Regions from separate parts of the Homo sapiens genome. Here region 2 is linked to region 1. Evidence: read pairs that join two places in POLR2A ChIA-PET (ENCODE). Cell type or tissue: PC-9. All regions are shown on one strand.

Region 1 (8,000 bases):
TTAATAATGAAAGATTTTTTAAAATTTCCTTATTATTGGTATTTATTATCTTCATAAAATGGCTATCTTTAGAATTAAACAAATGAATTAAAAACATGATGTGTAATGCAATTAAAATGCTGATGCTCTTTCCCAAATATTTTTTGGTAACTGTTTAATATATGATTTGACAAATATTCAGAAATTATTAGAAACATTTCTTAATGGAAATCCCGTTAATTTGATTTAATTAAATTTGAAAAGCGAACACCTAGCACAAACTTTTAACCACCAATAAATAGGATGCTATGTGATTTTACTTTTCTAGGTGCTGGGGATATAGCTGTCAGGAACTATAGACAGTCTGGGATTTTACTCTACTTTCAAGCTAATAGGCTAGCCTGTTACTGTATCATGGACACTGGGAAAAGGTATTAGACTCTTGAATCGGAGATAAAGGACTCTATTACTTATGATGTAACAGGCAGCATGATCTTCACATTTTCTTGTATCAATTTTCCACGACCCCCAAATTTCATGGGGATGACATAGGGGGGCCTGTACAGATGCCTACACACTCATTAGAGAGAGGAACACTGTGCTTAGAGAACTTTGAGTGCAGGGTAACAAGTCTGTTCTTTGTCTAGGAGAAGATACTACCTTATCCCTCCAAGGCTGTTGCTTGCTACAAACATAATCCTGAAGAAAGGCCCAGGTGAAGACCAGTGAGAGCCGTGAATTCTTGGTATATCCAGCAATACTGGACAGGGACTCTTAGGGCCTGTTAGCACGTTGCCTTTCCTAACAAAAGCCTTAGTTTCTTGCACTTAAAGAGCTTACATTTTGAAATTAGAAGGATTCTTCCTGATTAAAGGATTTCATCCTGGGCTGTTTTACTCCTTCTCAACTATGGCAGCGTGACCTCGAAGCTTGCATTGGCCTTTTCCCCAATTTTAGTTTTATACTCACTGTTTCTCCATCTTCCATTGCTATTTACATCTTCCTTGTTAAGTCTCATGCATTAGTCAGATTTTGCCTACATCCCAGGAGCTATATTGCCGTCACAAAGGCTGGACTGAGTTTCTCAAGACATTCCCAGGCAATTTCCTTAAATCCTGACCATCCTTTCTGCATAGTCAGTTACTCTTGCCCAAAGCAATTGCATAGAGCAAGTGCCCCATGTAGACCTGAAGACTCAGGCCAGTCACAGTTTTGTAGGCCATGATACAACCTGGGTCACCCTGAGCTAGGCTTCAAGATTCTGGGCATCTGTGTCTGCTGTGTCCAGCTAGATGTTACATGTGTGTGGCAGAAGAGGACTGTCTTCTTCATCTATTGTTGTAAAACAAAATGTGGAGTTTAATTGAAATCAGAACAGGGATACATTAAACAAACACAAAGTAGTTTTCTGATTATCAATTTTTGGACTCAAAGCATCTTCAAAACATTGGGGATCCAGCTTATCCCTGAGAGACATCATCAAGCATTACTAAAAGTTTTCACTCTTTGAACTATTCATTCACATTTTGTTGCAGAAAACAGGACAAAGTTCCAGACATATCCTTCCTTTCTTCTTTCTAAAATACACTCACAAACAGGGACTTTTCATAGTTCAAAAGAAAAACAAATAGCTTTCTTTCTTGACTAGTTGGCCTGTTACTCTCACCCTGGAATCTCATCTCTCAATAAGAGGGTCCAGGGCACCAAATTCAAGCAGAAATTCCAAGGACATCACTTTACTTGTCTTTCTATGAAGTTAAGTATGCGTTAGTCTTTCTATGAGGGAGACAATCTTCTGGGATTATTAACACCAGTCAATAGTCCCAGGAGGGTGGGGCAGGGAGTGGAAAGGAGGGTGAATGCAATAGTTAAGGTGTAAGGGAAAAGAATTTCTTGCTATCATCAGGTCTAGTTCTTTAAAGCATGATCGTGCATTGAAATTTTGCTATGAGTGGTGACCAATATTAGAAAGAAAAAGGTTCGTTTGTCTTACAGTTGCTTGACTCTGAAGATTCTGAGCTGCCCAAGCCTATGTCCGTGAAGGATTGTAAAGAGCCCTCAATTCACCTGTGCTCTCCCAAGAGAGAGCTAGCATGTTATGGGGTGGTGGCAACCCACCATTTTTAGCACCAACTGCTGAAAGATAGAAAATAAAAGAATTGAGGATTCTTAGAAGAGAGAAGACTTGAAGGTGACCATGTAAGGCTTATTCTATAGCCTCAAGTAAGATGATATAATATAGAAATTTTTTTAAAAAAATTTGCACCGTTCTCTGGATTCCAGCTGTGTTCATTCTGCAAAGCAGTGTGTCTAAATGTTTTTCCAGATATATTGGGCATGATAGCCAGTTTACCCAGTATGTCATAGTCCTGGTTATGATGAACATAGTTAAGAAGTAGAAGAGACGGAGAAAGATTGGAAGAAAATGGAAATGTGAGAGATTGTGGCTGTGCAGCAACAGTTAATTTATATGCATGGCTGTGTATATGAATGAGAATGTATATGATTCATGGTTTAAAGATGGTAGTGTAATACATGTACCTGTATGTATGTATGATGGAACTAACTAGCCCATTGTATATTAGCTCCAAGCTACTATTGTGGTTTTAAAAAGCTGAAACAGTCATTTCCTTGCCAGCTTCATTATGTCACATATAAATATATGTTCTGTGTGGGAAAGAAAAATATTGTATAGGCAAAGGAATTTCTATGAGAAAGATACAGAGTCTTTGAAAGAGACTTAAAATCTATGACTAAATGAGAGAAATAAATGACATTTCTACTACAACGCCCTTGTCAGGTTATATTAGAGAAAATTTATGTCACTGACAAGCCAAAGAAGGAGGCATTTGTATGCTACTGACAGTTGGTACAATATGTGTGTAGAAATGAACTTAAGTGTGGGAAACAAAAGAAACAAAAAACCTGGAAGAGAGCTGACTAGAAAGAGAACAAATAGGAAAAAGTGAAATACTTAGCTATATGAAACAATTTTTAAATAGTATTGTGTTAGATTCTCAAGGACGGATATGTGCTGACACAGTGTCTGGGATTTCAGACCAAGTACTCAGGTTCACATTGGATTAAACTTATCACCCCAGACTTGAGCCAAGAGCTCACCTTCGTCATGACCACTCAGCTATTAGCATCATGGAGTATAGCAGTGTAAATCGATCATACAGAAGTCCTTCTGGTTTTAGAATAAAATGGCAAAGTTGGAGAGAGCCCCCATGAAGATAATGCTCTAGTCAGACCTGCAAATATTGGCTGAATAGATGGTTTGGACAGAAAGTTTCAAGCAAAGAATCTGACTAAGTACTATTATGGGTTAACTAAATTGAGGAAATCTAAAAATTTCTCATAAAGATGCCCAGTTTCTTAAGAAATTGCCCTTGTTTTTGGACAATGAGCCACATCTTGTATTCATTCGAGGCCTCCATGTTGCTCCACTGGATGAAGCTGACTGCCCTGGCAATATGGCTGTGACTACACAGCTTGCAATGAAGTAGGCTTTGGACCACTGGTAGGAGAACTCCCTCCTAGAAACCAGAGAAATTCAAGAGGGGTTAGAGAACTATGAGTTATATTTGGCACCTACCAAAAAGTCATGCTGAAAACGTGGGATTCAGAGGCCAAGGAATGAGGGGGATTGAGAGTCCACACCGTCCAGTACTGGGGATTATTTTGCTAACATGTACTATACACAAGCAGGAATTTAACAAATACTTGGTTGATGAGCTCATTATGTATTTTTTATCCTCATGAATTGTGGAAGCTAAAACTGGATTTGGTGTATTAATGTCATTATCATTTTTGTATTACAACACTGAGCAAACAAGTAAGTAGTTTTTGTTGGTAAGACATCTTTTTTTAAAAAATGACAAGGATAAAAAGAAATATTAGAAATGACTCTGTCACTAAGGAGTTATACCTTGGGAGACAAGACATACTGGCAAAGAAATAATAATGCAAGTCATATTAGATCAGTTCCAAACACATTTGTTCCCCCACTCCTTCCGGAGACTTGAAAGGCAAAGCCTTACTCTTTTGAACTAGTTTCTCTTTTCTTTTATCCCTCTTCTATCGTCTCTCTACAATCCTCAATCTTCAGTGTTGAGTTGGAAAACTTAGATCATTTATAAGTTCTCATGATAATTTGGTTTGAGAAACACAGTGTAGGCAGCAATTGTGGGGGAGGAACAGTCCCAGGGGAGTGGTAGTTGCTGGGCCTTTTACAGAAAGAGCAGGACTCTGATAACTAGATATAAATGCGATGGGTATTTCAGGAAGGAGGAAGAGCCTGAACAGATCATGTCTCAGGAATGAATGAGACCTGTTTTGCTGCAGTGAGTAGTGAACTCTGGAAAAGAAAAACTGTGGCAGAGAGATGGGGCAGTGGGCAGGTGGTTAAAGGTCTCTAATAGGGCCTTATTTAATCCCTAAGCAGTGAAAAGTCAATGCATGCTTCTACATAAGAATTTAATTTATACCAAACAGGTTTTAAGAATAATTCTGGATTGATGTATAGAAGATGTGAGGAAGCAAGAAACAGACTGCAAAATGGTACTAACAAGAACTAGAAAGAAATGTAATAATCATCTTAGTCAACTTACTCAATTTCTGGTGTCTGGTGTGTATGTGTGTTTGTGTGTGTGTGCACACGTGTGTGTGTGTGTGTGTGTGTGTATTGGGGTGGAGAGCAAGGAAATTTAGCAGAGAGGTTGCCTAAGGTCATAAGCTAATTAACAGCAGAAATAGACTAGACCTGACTCACAGTTTAGGACAAGATCCCCTATATCAGGGGTCCCCAAGCCCTAGGCCACAGATTGGTACCGGTCTGTGGTCTGGTAGGAACTGGGCCACACAGCAGGAGGTGAGCAGTGAGTGAGTGAGTGAAGCTTCATTTGTTTTTACAGCTGCTCCCCATACCTCCCATTACCACCTGAGCTCCACCTCCTGTCAGATGAGCCCTAGCATTAGATTCCCATTGGAGTGCGAATTCTATTGTGAATTCTGCATGGGAGGGATCTAGGATCTAGGATGCAAGCTTCTTATGAGAATCGAATGCCTGATGATCTGTCACTGTCTCCCATCACCCCCAAATGGGACTGTCTAGTTGCAGGAAAACAAGTCCAGGGCTCCAACTGATTGTGCCTTATGGTGAGTTGTATAATTATGTCATTATATATTACAATGTATTAATAATATAAATAAAGCACACAATAAATGTAATGTGCTTAAATCATTGCAAAACTATCCCCCACCCCCTGGGTCTGTAAAAAAAATTGTCTTCAATGAAACCCATCCCTGGTGCCAAAAAGGTTGGAAACCACTGCCCTATATCATTGTTAGGAATCTATGGCAACATCCAGGAGCTAACAAATGAAGGCAGAAGTGGGGCCTGCCATTTTATCCAGATTGTAAAGCCATTTGAGAGGAAGTAGAACATAAGAATCAATTGGCCAGGCATGATGGCTTACGCCTGTAATCCCAGCACTTTGGGAGGCTGAAATGGGTAGGTGGCTTGAGCTCAGGAGTTCAAGACCAGCCCGGGCAACATGGAGAAACCCTGTCTCTACTAAAAAATCCAAAAAATTTAGGTGGGTGTGGTGGCTGGTGCCTGTGGTCCCAGCTACTCGGGAGGCTGAGGTGGGAGGATTGCTTGAATCCAGGAGGTCAAGGCTACAGTGAGCCAAGATGGCACCACTGCACTCCAGCCTGGGTGATAGAGCAAGACCCTGTCTCAAAAAAACAAACAAACAAAAAAAGAATCAATGAAGATATGATTAGTAATTGAATTGTGTATTCGTTTCCTATTGCTGCTCTCCTAAATTACCACAAACTAGATGGGTTAGAGCAGCATAAGTTTATTATCTTACCATCCTGAAAGGTCAGAGGCCTGAAATTGGTTCCACTGGGCTAAAATCAAGGTTTCAATGGGGCTGCCTTCCTGCCGGGGGCTGTAGGAGATCTGTTTTCTTGCCTTTTCCAGGTTCTAGAGGTTGCCTGCATTCCTTGACTCCTGAATCTCTATCACCTTCAGAGCCAGATATTTCCTGCTGAGTCTTTCTGAGGCTGCATCACCCTGACCCTGACTCTTCCATCTCCATCCTTCATGCTTAAAGGATCCTGGTGATTACATTGGACCCTCCCGTACAATCTAGGATACATTTTTAACCTTAAGGTCAGTTTATTAGCAACCATAATACCCCCTTGGATATAACATAGCATACTCATAGGTTTCAGAAATTAGGACATGGACATCTTTGGGGGAAAGGGAGGAAGCCATTATTCTGCCTACCGTAGATAGAGTATACAGAGGTAAAATAAATAAAAGATAACATCAAGCTTTTATAATTGAGAAACTGTAAAGACAAGGGTACACATGACAGAAATAAAGAAGCTGAAGAGGGGAAGCTGATAGGGGGCGCAAATCATCTGAGAAATGTCGTGTTTTAATTTGTGGTGTTCTATTCAGATGAAATATCCCAACAGGCATTACAAAAGCTGAGGGTTAGAAATGTTCCTATTTAGTTAGTGCTAATTCCTACTGTGTAGTAAGACGTTTTTCATGTTCTTATTTTTTTCTATCAGTATGTTTCCTCATATTCAAAACTTTTTGGCAGTAAAACTTAAAGACAGAATATATATAAATGTCTGCTATGCATGACAGATTTCCTATTATGATTAACATGTCTTACTATTCCAGAATTTAGTTATCTTGCCTTTAAAATGGTTTTCTCATGGACACATAGTGTTATATTATGTATAAGAAGCTTTAAAAAGGTTCTGTGTGTTTCTTATAGCTCCAGTGTTTTAATGGTATTCTATACAACTTCAGATGAAAACTCTTCTATTTAATAGATGCAGTATTCAAAGTCCAAAGGCAGTTATCTTTATAAACTAAAATCATAGCAGTTGGCTGTGATTAAAAACATTTTCAGATAGTTGCACATATCACTAACAGGTACCACGGTAAATTATTCCAAACAGCATTCCAGAGCCAGTGCCAACTTCTTATCATTTTGAGAAATTTATTTCCCCAAGTATACTGCTTCTCAAGTTTATTCTGATTCTGTGATTGGTCAGTGCTGATAGGGTACAAGAAAAAAACAACAAGATAGCAAGACTTATATGGTATAGCAATTAAAACAGCATTTTATTAACATAAGGCAAGACAAATAGACTAAGGGGAAAGAATAATTCAGAAACACAAAAATCTATACAGGAAACTTGATATACAACAATTATAAATCAGTAGGGCAAGGGTTCTGGGACAAGTAGCCATTTGAGGAAAAGAATAAAAGTATTTATCTATTTTATAAATACAAAAAATAAATTTCAGGTGGATTAACATCCATATATGACAACAAAAACCTTACAATGTTTAGAAAAAATACAGCAGAATATGTTCATATCACTAAAATTCCTGGCCATTAGGACATGGATGGTTAAATTTAATTATATAAAAATTTTAAATTTGCATCTGACAAAGATGCTATTTAAAAATTTAAAATGCAAGCCAAAATTGGGAAGGATTTTTGAAATATGTATAACTAACAGAGGATTATTATCCAGACTATATAAACAGTCCTTGCAAAGGAAAAGAAAAACATTTACAGAAACAACACCTAGAAAGCAACAAACACATGAAAAAAAGTTCCATCTCACCAGAATTCAAGAAAATAAAATTAAAATGCAATGAGATATTATTTCATTACCATCAAATTGACAAAAATTTGAAATGATGGTTTTAAATCATGGCCAGGGGTTGGAGGTAATAATATTTCAACCACTGCCAGCAAGATGTAATTTGGTATAAATGATTTGAAAATAAGCTTATACTGTACTTTATTTAAACTGATCATAACCTATAACCTAGAAACTTCCAACTTCAGGTATATACCCCTAGATAAGGATATGTAGACATGCCCACAGAAACATATTCAAGGAATGTTTTTTTCCCAGTATTTTTTGTACTGCTGAAAATTTGGAAACAACTTATATTTTCACCACTAGAA
Region 2 (8,000 bases), 200 kb after region 1:
GACTCTGTTAAAATCAATACTACCTGATATTTGGGCCATTTTAGAATTTAAAAGTAAATACTGTTCTAATCAAAGGACCAGATTACCAAAAGGTCTTTTTGCATGTAATATGCTAATCCTAAATTAGAATAATTAAAATTGTGCCAGTGCAGTATCTAAACTTTGCCTTAATTACAAATAATTGTCCTGTATCTTTGATTCTAAAAAGAAAATGTGCCTTTTGAGAATTTGGAGACTCTCACAATGCATTATCTATTAAAATTATTTTACTTAGATTTAAAGTGTTAACTATTATGTGTGTTTTAAATAGGGAATATGCACAAATGCTGTTTTATAAGTATGCCTAACAATCATGATTTTAAAATTATTAAAAAGCATTTTGTCACACCTACCTTTTTTAATACAAATGGCCACAGGTCCCTTTCTAGTATTCGTTTGTAAGTTGCAATCATAAACATTTAAAGACCATACCATTACCCTCACAACCATCCACCCCGTGACATTTCCATTTTAACAAGGGAAATTTCTAATTTTAATAAATTAGCATTAAGATGATGGCAGAAAAAGTTATGCCTTGAACAAAATAATACCAATATTTTAAAATTATTTATTGGAAACAAAATTAAAAATCTTTGAATATAGCGTACATTTAAAATGAGTAAGTGATGCTTTATGCTGTTGACATTTAGACTTCCAGTGCAATTGGAAATTATTATTAGCATAAATTAAAAAATAATTATAAATCTTTCTGCCTCCCCTCATCTTGTGTGATTCCAAGCCCAAATTCTGTTTTCTTGACATTTATTACTATAATACTACTATTTGCTATTGACGTAGCCTTGTGACTCCTTAACTAATGTTTTGACTTTGAACAAATTATGTAGAATGTTTAAAATATGATTTTTAATGGTCATTATACCATATAGGATTACAGATAAATGAGTAATGGGTTTGCAAGTAAGTTTAAAAATAGCCAACAATGTCCTATCAAAGTATAATTTGTTTTCCTAGCCTAGGTTTATATTTTTTAAATTTTAAGTTAATTATTTGTCTTTTTATAGAAACAAAGGATGGAGTATGGCCCAAGACCAGCTGATACTCCCCCTGCTCCATCACCTCCTCCAACACCAGCTCCTGTTCCTGTTCCCCTTCCCCCTTCCACTCCAGCACCTGTTCCTGTGTCAAAGGTCCCAGCAAATATAACACGTCAAAACAGCAGCTCCAGTGACAGTGGTGGCAGTATCGTGCGAGACAGCCAGAGACACAAACAACTTCCGGTGGACCGTAAGTTTCCCAGGGAGGCAAAAAATGTCTTCTGCAAATTAAAAGCACTACTAAGTAAAATATTGTTTACTGCTGATTCTACTTGTATTAAAGTCCTTTATACTTGCATGGTACTTAATAGATTGCAAAGATTTTCACCTGGTTTCTCATCAGCTACGTAGTTCTGAGAAACAGGAAGTATTCTCTCCACTCTCTAATGCATGCCTTTCTACTCCTTTTCCAATCTGTTATGATAATTGAATGCAGACTCTGGAGCCAGACATCCTGGAATTTGTATACCAAAACAACACTTGCCAGCTTCCTGACCTTCAATGATTTAATTATCCTCTCAGCACTTCAATATCTAAAAAGTGGAGAAAAATAATAGTATCTGCTTCATAGGATAAGTGTGAGGATTTAATGAGATAATGCATAGAAAGCATCTACTTCAGTGCTTCTCAGCCAGGAGCGATTTTGTCTTCTTCTCCATCCTTCTGAGGACATTTGATATTGCCTGAAGACATTTTTGGTTGTCAAAACTGGGGGGATGCTACTGATGTCTAATGGGTAGAGACCAGGGACACTTAGCAACAATTACAATGCACAGGACAGTCCCCAGCAACAGAGTTATCTGGCCCAAAATATCAATGGTGCTGAGGTTGAAAACCCCTGACTGATTTTGACCCCTGTATGACACGTAATATGCAGTCACTAACTACATCCTGCTGTCGCCATCATCATCATCATCATAACCTTCCTACTTCTCTTCCTCTTGTTTGCTATTCACAGTAGCTGCACAATCACACTATGTTAATATAATCACCTGCCAATAGTAGTCTCAGATTTAGCCTCCAAATTCAAATTTCATGTGACTTACACTTCAGTGCCATATTTTCATAACTTGAAATTTGATGTTTCATATAAATGGTTTCTATGAAAACCATATTTAAGTAAACTAAAAAGACACTATGACCAACTTTGGATTATCCTTATTTGTATTATTGGTGAATAGCAGTGTAGATATTTTGAAAACTGAAGGTAGTTTTAAGATAAATTTTGTTTAACCTTGTAGTATATGGCATGTCAATTTAATCTCCAAATTTGGTGTTTTAAACGTATTATAAAGTTACTTGGCTTTACCTATACTTGATGTGTAAAAACTCTTGGAAAACCAGAGCTATGAAGATATTTCATATTTCCCCAATATGACAAAAGTATATGAAGTGTGTGTGTGTATGTGTGTGTGTGTGTGTGTGTGAGTGAGAGAGAGATAGAGAGACAGAGAGAGAGAGATGGATATCTATCTTTCCCTCAATGTGGGCCTCTCTTAGGGTTCTGCCTTCGTTTTCCACATAAACATACTTTTACTGTAGTTCATTCTATTTCCATTTCTTTCAATACTATTTATATTGTTGGGAAAAGAATGATTCCCAAATTAGTCATCGTATTAAAACTCATCTCTGACATCCAGATACCAGTATGGAACTATTAACTTTATAGCTGAGATTGGATGCTTTCTATTTATGTTCAAAACTAAATGGCTGAATCTTTCACTCCCATTTTCATCCTACTGTTTTTCTCACGTCAGTAAGTTATTGCCACATCTGTTCAGTTGTGGACATTCTTGATAAAATAAAAAATAAAAAAGACACTAAAACTATTACTATTTAACAATTCTAAAAATTCTGGTTAAATGCAATAAGCATAAGCCTACTTTTACTCATTAATTTTTCTCCCACGGTATGTCCAATTTAAATGACTGTCATATCTATCTTGCCAGGAAACTAAAGGAAAAATGAAGTTTTGGAAAAGTGATTAGCTCTTTCTGTACAGCAAAAACAACTGTGTGCGTGAGTGTGTAGAACCATAATAAAATAGAATATGCTACTAAGTTTTTAAAATTATGTGGAGTTTTTAAAAAGAGTTTTCTTTTTCAAATACACTAAAGACATAGTTTTAAGATGAGAAATTTCTATAAATATTTTTATTGAGTTCCCTAAGGAGAAAACTTCCTCTTAGAAATGACTGTTCTCTTCTTTATTCTTCCCACAAGTTTATAGCATTTCCCTCCGTAGAGACGTCAGCACAGTCATCTTTGACACGGTGGGACTCTTTATCCAGGCCTAGCTAGGATCAAAGTTCATCGGCCTCCAGTCCCCATTTGGAGCAGTGTGTGGGTTAGGACAGTCTGTTCTTTGTTCACGCTGAGAAACCAAGAATAACCTAGTGGGAAAGAGGCATAGTTTGCATACTTTTAAAGATAGAGAACTCTCCTGATAATTGTGACTCATCATGTTGAAGTCTGTTTTTCATAAGTAAAAGGGTGGCATTGGTGTATAAAATATAAACATCTCTCCCAAAATTAACACACATACTTGTTTCCTTAGAATATTAAAAATCTTACAATATATTTGCAACTTATGTAAGTTCCTTTTTAAAATATCTCAAAAATACAGTTTGGCATTAAATAAATATATTTCTTTTTATAAAACAAATATTTCTTGATAACTTTATTGCAGAACAGTTTTTCTCTGAATGAATGTTGGGGCTTAATGTTCTTTTAGAACCAGACAGTAGCACATATTTCAGTGTGTGTTTATTGATAGCCAAATTTCTCTCAAAATATGCCTACTCATCTACCCACATTCTCTGCTTACTGCCTAAACTTCTGGTAAAAATAAAATGAAAGGAACTAGGAAGTAAATACTCATAGAAATCTATCAAGTAGCAGCTATGAACAGGGGAAAAAAGCCAACATGCCTGTTTTTACAACGTAGCAAGTGGCAAGAGTGAAGCCCTTTTGTGGAAGTCTGTGTGTTGCCTATTCAAAATAACTGTGAAGCCTTGTGTCATAGAAGCTATTCAGGCTGTTTTATCGCAGGATCCCAAAAGGTTCTCCTTTTATCGCTTTTAAGATGCCAAACTTTAGTTGCTTTGTATTTCTCCCATTTCCTTTGAAATGGTAGTCCTTTTATTCGAATTTAATCTTTTGTAATCAGAGTGTTACTTTAGAAAGGTGTAAAGTTATTCTGGTTTGCTGTTGTGTGTTAGAACATTGGAAATGGAAAGCAAAAGCCCAGGAACATGTTAGGTGGAGGTTTTTTTGTCCTTCCTGGAAGAAAACTATGCTGTGGACTGGTGATGATTGATATACTGACTAAGTCAGCAGATGAGAAACCAAATCTTTTAGTGTGGTGATACATTTTATTTTTTATTCTTTTGAGATGCACTCATATGCTGTTTGACAGTTTGTTGTAGTGATTTTTTAAAAGGTAGCTAATGAAATGCACATAATGTATACTTAAATGTAACAATCAATAGTATTCTCTCTTACTCTCTCTAGCACCCCCTACTCCTCCCTCCCTCCCTCCCTCCCCTTTTCCCCTTTTTTGATTACTTCAAAAGATTTCCTAGATACTTGAGGCATTAAAAAAAATTAGACTGAAATAACACTAACTATTCACACTTTCCCTTATTTCCCAGGGGCACCAAACACTTTCTAAAACCCTTTCCCTAGGGGGGAAAAATCATAGAACATTGGTCACAAAAAGCTCCCTAAGTGACCAGGTTATTGTCACTTGCCAACTTAATTAGATTGTTCTTATTTCTTGAAAGTGAAAACAAACAACGAACATAATGTACCTATGTATATATACACACATATTTTAAAATACACAGACACATGATTCCCCTTCCTGTACTTTTATGCCTTTCCTATTTTTGTCATGACAGTATGTTCATATACACACACATCTTTTCCATTAGCATAAATGGCTAGGAAAAAGGAGTAGCTAGGGAAGTTAATCAAAGGTGATTTTAATGACTTTGGCTATAAAACAGCCCTCTGCTGAAAGTCAGAAGATCCAGTTCTAGCTAAATTATTCTACTAATTGAAATGTGACTTTGACAGATCATTTCTCTGTTTTTGGCCTTCATTTTCTTATCTGGTTATGTAAGGGGTTTGTACATGATGATTCTCAAAGTCTCGGTGAAAAAGTCAGCAGAATGCCTCATTCATTCATTTATTCAACAAGTATTTATTGAATTAAAGCACCGTTCCACGTATTAGGATATAGATGCAAGCAAAAAAGGGAAGCATCCTTTTTCTCCTCAGGCTTATATTTTAATGAAAGGAGGTAGGTTAAAAAACGATTAAGTTGGCTGGGCGCGGTGGCTCATGCCTGTAATCCCAGCACTTTGGGAGGCCAAGGTGGGTGGATCACGAGGTCAGGAGATTGAGACCATCCTGGCCAACAGGGTGAAACCCCATCTCTACTAAAAATACAAAAATTAGTTGGGCATGGGCATGGTGGCACACGCCTATAGTCCCAGCTACTCCATAGGCTGAGGCAGGAGAATCGCTTGAACCCAGGAGGCGGAGGTTGCAGTGAGCCAAGATTGTGCCACTGCACTCCAGTATGGCAACAGAGTGAGACTCTTTCTCAAAAAAAAAAAGATGATAGACAAAACTATCTATCAAGAAGGTGGTAAGTGGTTTGGAGACTAATAAAACTATGTGGATAGAGAGTGCTTTTGGGGAGGGATTGCAGTTTTATATACATCAGGGGAAATAGAAAGGTGGGGAGGAGTAAGCTATGTGGAGATGCGGGGGAAAGCATTCCAGACAGAGCAGACTAGAGTGGCCTTTAAATTTGAAGAGCACCAAGGGAGCCATTGGGAGCAAGAGTGAAGGGCTCCAGAAGAGTTGTGGAGTGGCTTTAGAGTGGTGGAGGTCTTGTAGGGCCTTTTACTGGGAGTAATTAGGATCACTTGGGAATGTTTTGAGCAGAGGGGCTGCAACATCTGACTTGCATTTTTTTTTTTTTTTTTTTTTTGAGACGGAGTCTTGCTCTGTTGCCAGGCTGGAATACAGTGGCGCTATCTTGGCACACTGCAACCTCCGCCTCCTGGGTTCAAGAGATTCTCCTGCCTCAGCCTCCCGAGTAGCTGGGGCCACAGGCACATGCCACCACGCCCAGCTAATTTTTGTATTTTTAGTAGAGACTGGGTTTCACCATGTTGGCCAGGATGGTCTCGATTTCTTGACCTTGTGATCCGCCTGCCTCAGCCTCCCAAAGTGCTTGGATTACAGGCATGAGCCACCTAGCCTGACTTACATTTTAAAAGAATCACTTAGTTGTTATACTGAGAAGAGAATGAAGAGAAATGGGTAGGGTGGTAGGGAGTGGAAGCAGAGAGATCTGTTAATAGGCTGGTAACTCAGACCAAGCTGGCAACAGAAAAAATACAGTGAAATCATTGGATTTTGGATACATTATGAGGTCAGACTAACAGGATCTGCTGATGGATTGGATGTAGTATAGGACAGGAATCAAGTGCAGCTCCGTGGTATTTTGCCAGAACTGGAAAGATAGAATTGTCATTAAGTGAGTTGAGAAGTCTAAAAAGCAAGTCTAAGAGTTCATAAAAGCAAGCTTCAGGAAGAAGATCGGGAATTCAGGTTTGGGCATGCTATATTTGACATGCATTTGAGCTATTTAAGAAATACCCAAATGAATATATCAAGTAGACAGCATATATGCACCCAAGTTCCGAGTAAGAGGACTGGAAAAATAATTTGGTAACCATCATCTTTTAAATGGCCATGAACCTAAGCACAGTGGTCATTGATGGAGGTAGTGCTGGCAGAGATGAGTCTCAGGAGTGTCCCCTAGAGCACCTTAATATTACTTAGTTGGAGAGATGAGAATATTCAGAAGAGGATCCAGAGAAGGGGAGTCCAGAAACATGGGAGGAAAATGAGGAGACTGTGGTATCCTGGAGGCCACAGGGAGAAAATGTTTCAAGGAGGAATCTTCTGCTTCAAATGTGTGCTGATAGGTTAAATAAGATAGTAGCTGGGAAAGAATTGGCTGGAGTTTAGCAAAGTGTAGTAGAGAGATGGGGGGAAAAGCAAAATTGAATTTCGGCGACATTAAGAGAAAATAGGAGAATGGGAATTGGAGTCCACTAGTACAGGCAACTTTTCGTGAACTTTGCTGTAAAAGGAGCAGAAAAATGGGCAGTAGCTGGGAAAGGACATGGTAAAAAGGACTTGTTTAAAGGTAACAGAAATCATAAAATAATAGCATGTTTGCAGGCTGATGAACTGATTCAGTGAAGAAGGAAAATTAATAACAGGATAAATAAGGGAGAAATGACTCAGTATTTGAATAGGCAGAGAACTTGAGGCCTAGTGCATACATGGATAGTTAGCCTTGGGAGCAGGGAAACAGCTCTTATATAACATAATAGGAAGGCAGGCAGAACATATGGGGAAAGTGCTGTTAGGAAGAACTACTAGAGGAACTTACGGAGGTTTTCTTCTAACTATTTTATTCATAAATTAGGAAATGAGATCAGCTCAAGGTGAGGATTGGGGAATAGGGTTAGAAGTTTGTAGAGAGAAAGTAGAATATATTCAATACTTGTCTAAGACAGTGGGCAGTTACATGACCTTAGGCAGGACTTCTTGGCCTTTGAGGCTGGGTTATTCTCTGCTGTAGGAGAGGCTGACATTATAGAATGTTGTGTGCATCCCAGGCTTCTACCCACTGTGTGACAGCAGCAGCCTTTCCCCTTTTTCTCCCTCAATTGTGACGACCAAAAGTGTCTCCAGATATTCCCAAATGTCCTCTGGGGCCAAAACTGTCCCCAGTTGAGAGCCACCAGTCTAAGGAAATGTAGTATAATTGTCAGGAAGCATTAACAGCCAAGTTAAGGTTCATAATCATGAA

Evidence for each region. ChIA-PET counts read pairs that join two places held together with the same protein. Peaks named below come from ENCODE experiments on the same cell type or tissue, not always from the same donor. Only the 100,000 strongest peaks of a DNase experiment are listed, where the experiment ranks them.
Region 2: POLR2A ChIA-PET joins it to region 1 with 11 read pairs; 2 of 35 experiments call an interaction of 5 or more read pairs at or near these places.

What each region holds. Positions count from the first base shown.
Region 1 is chr12:15,826,344-15,834,343 of GRCh38, reverse strand. It overlaps LOC102724146 (a long non-coding RNA gene), which reads left to right. Exons shown (of 6, transcript XR_007063230.1): 5 at 5,972-6,163. Among named protein-coding and RNA genes, the nearest start is that of EPS8, 41 kb to the right of the region's middle. In PC-9, no CTCF peak of the experiment used is centred here; no DNase peak of the experiment used is centred here.
Region 2 is chr12:15,624,726-15,632,725 of GRCh38, reverse strand. EPS8 (EGFR pathway substrate 8, signaling adaptor) reads left to right here. Exons shown (of 21, transcript NM_004447.6): 18 at 1,062-1,284. Among named protein-coding and RNA genes, the nearest start is that of EPS8, 160 kb to the left of the region's middle. RefSeq lists a cis regulatory region at 3,393-3,406 and an enhancer at 3,327-3,471. In PC-9, no CTCF peak of the experiment used is centred here; a DNase peak (open chromatin) is centred at 3,425; H3K27ac peaks cover 3,694 bases.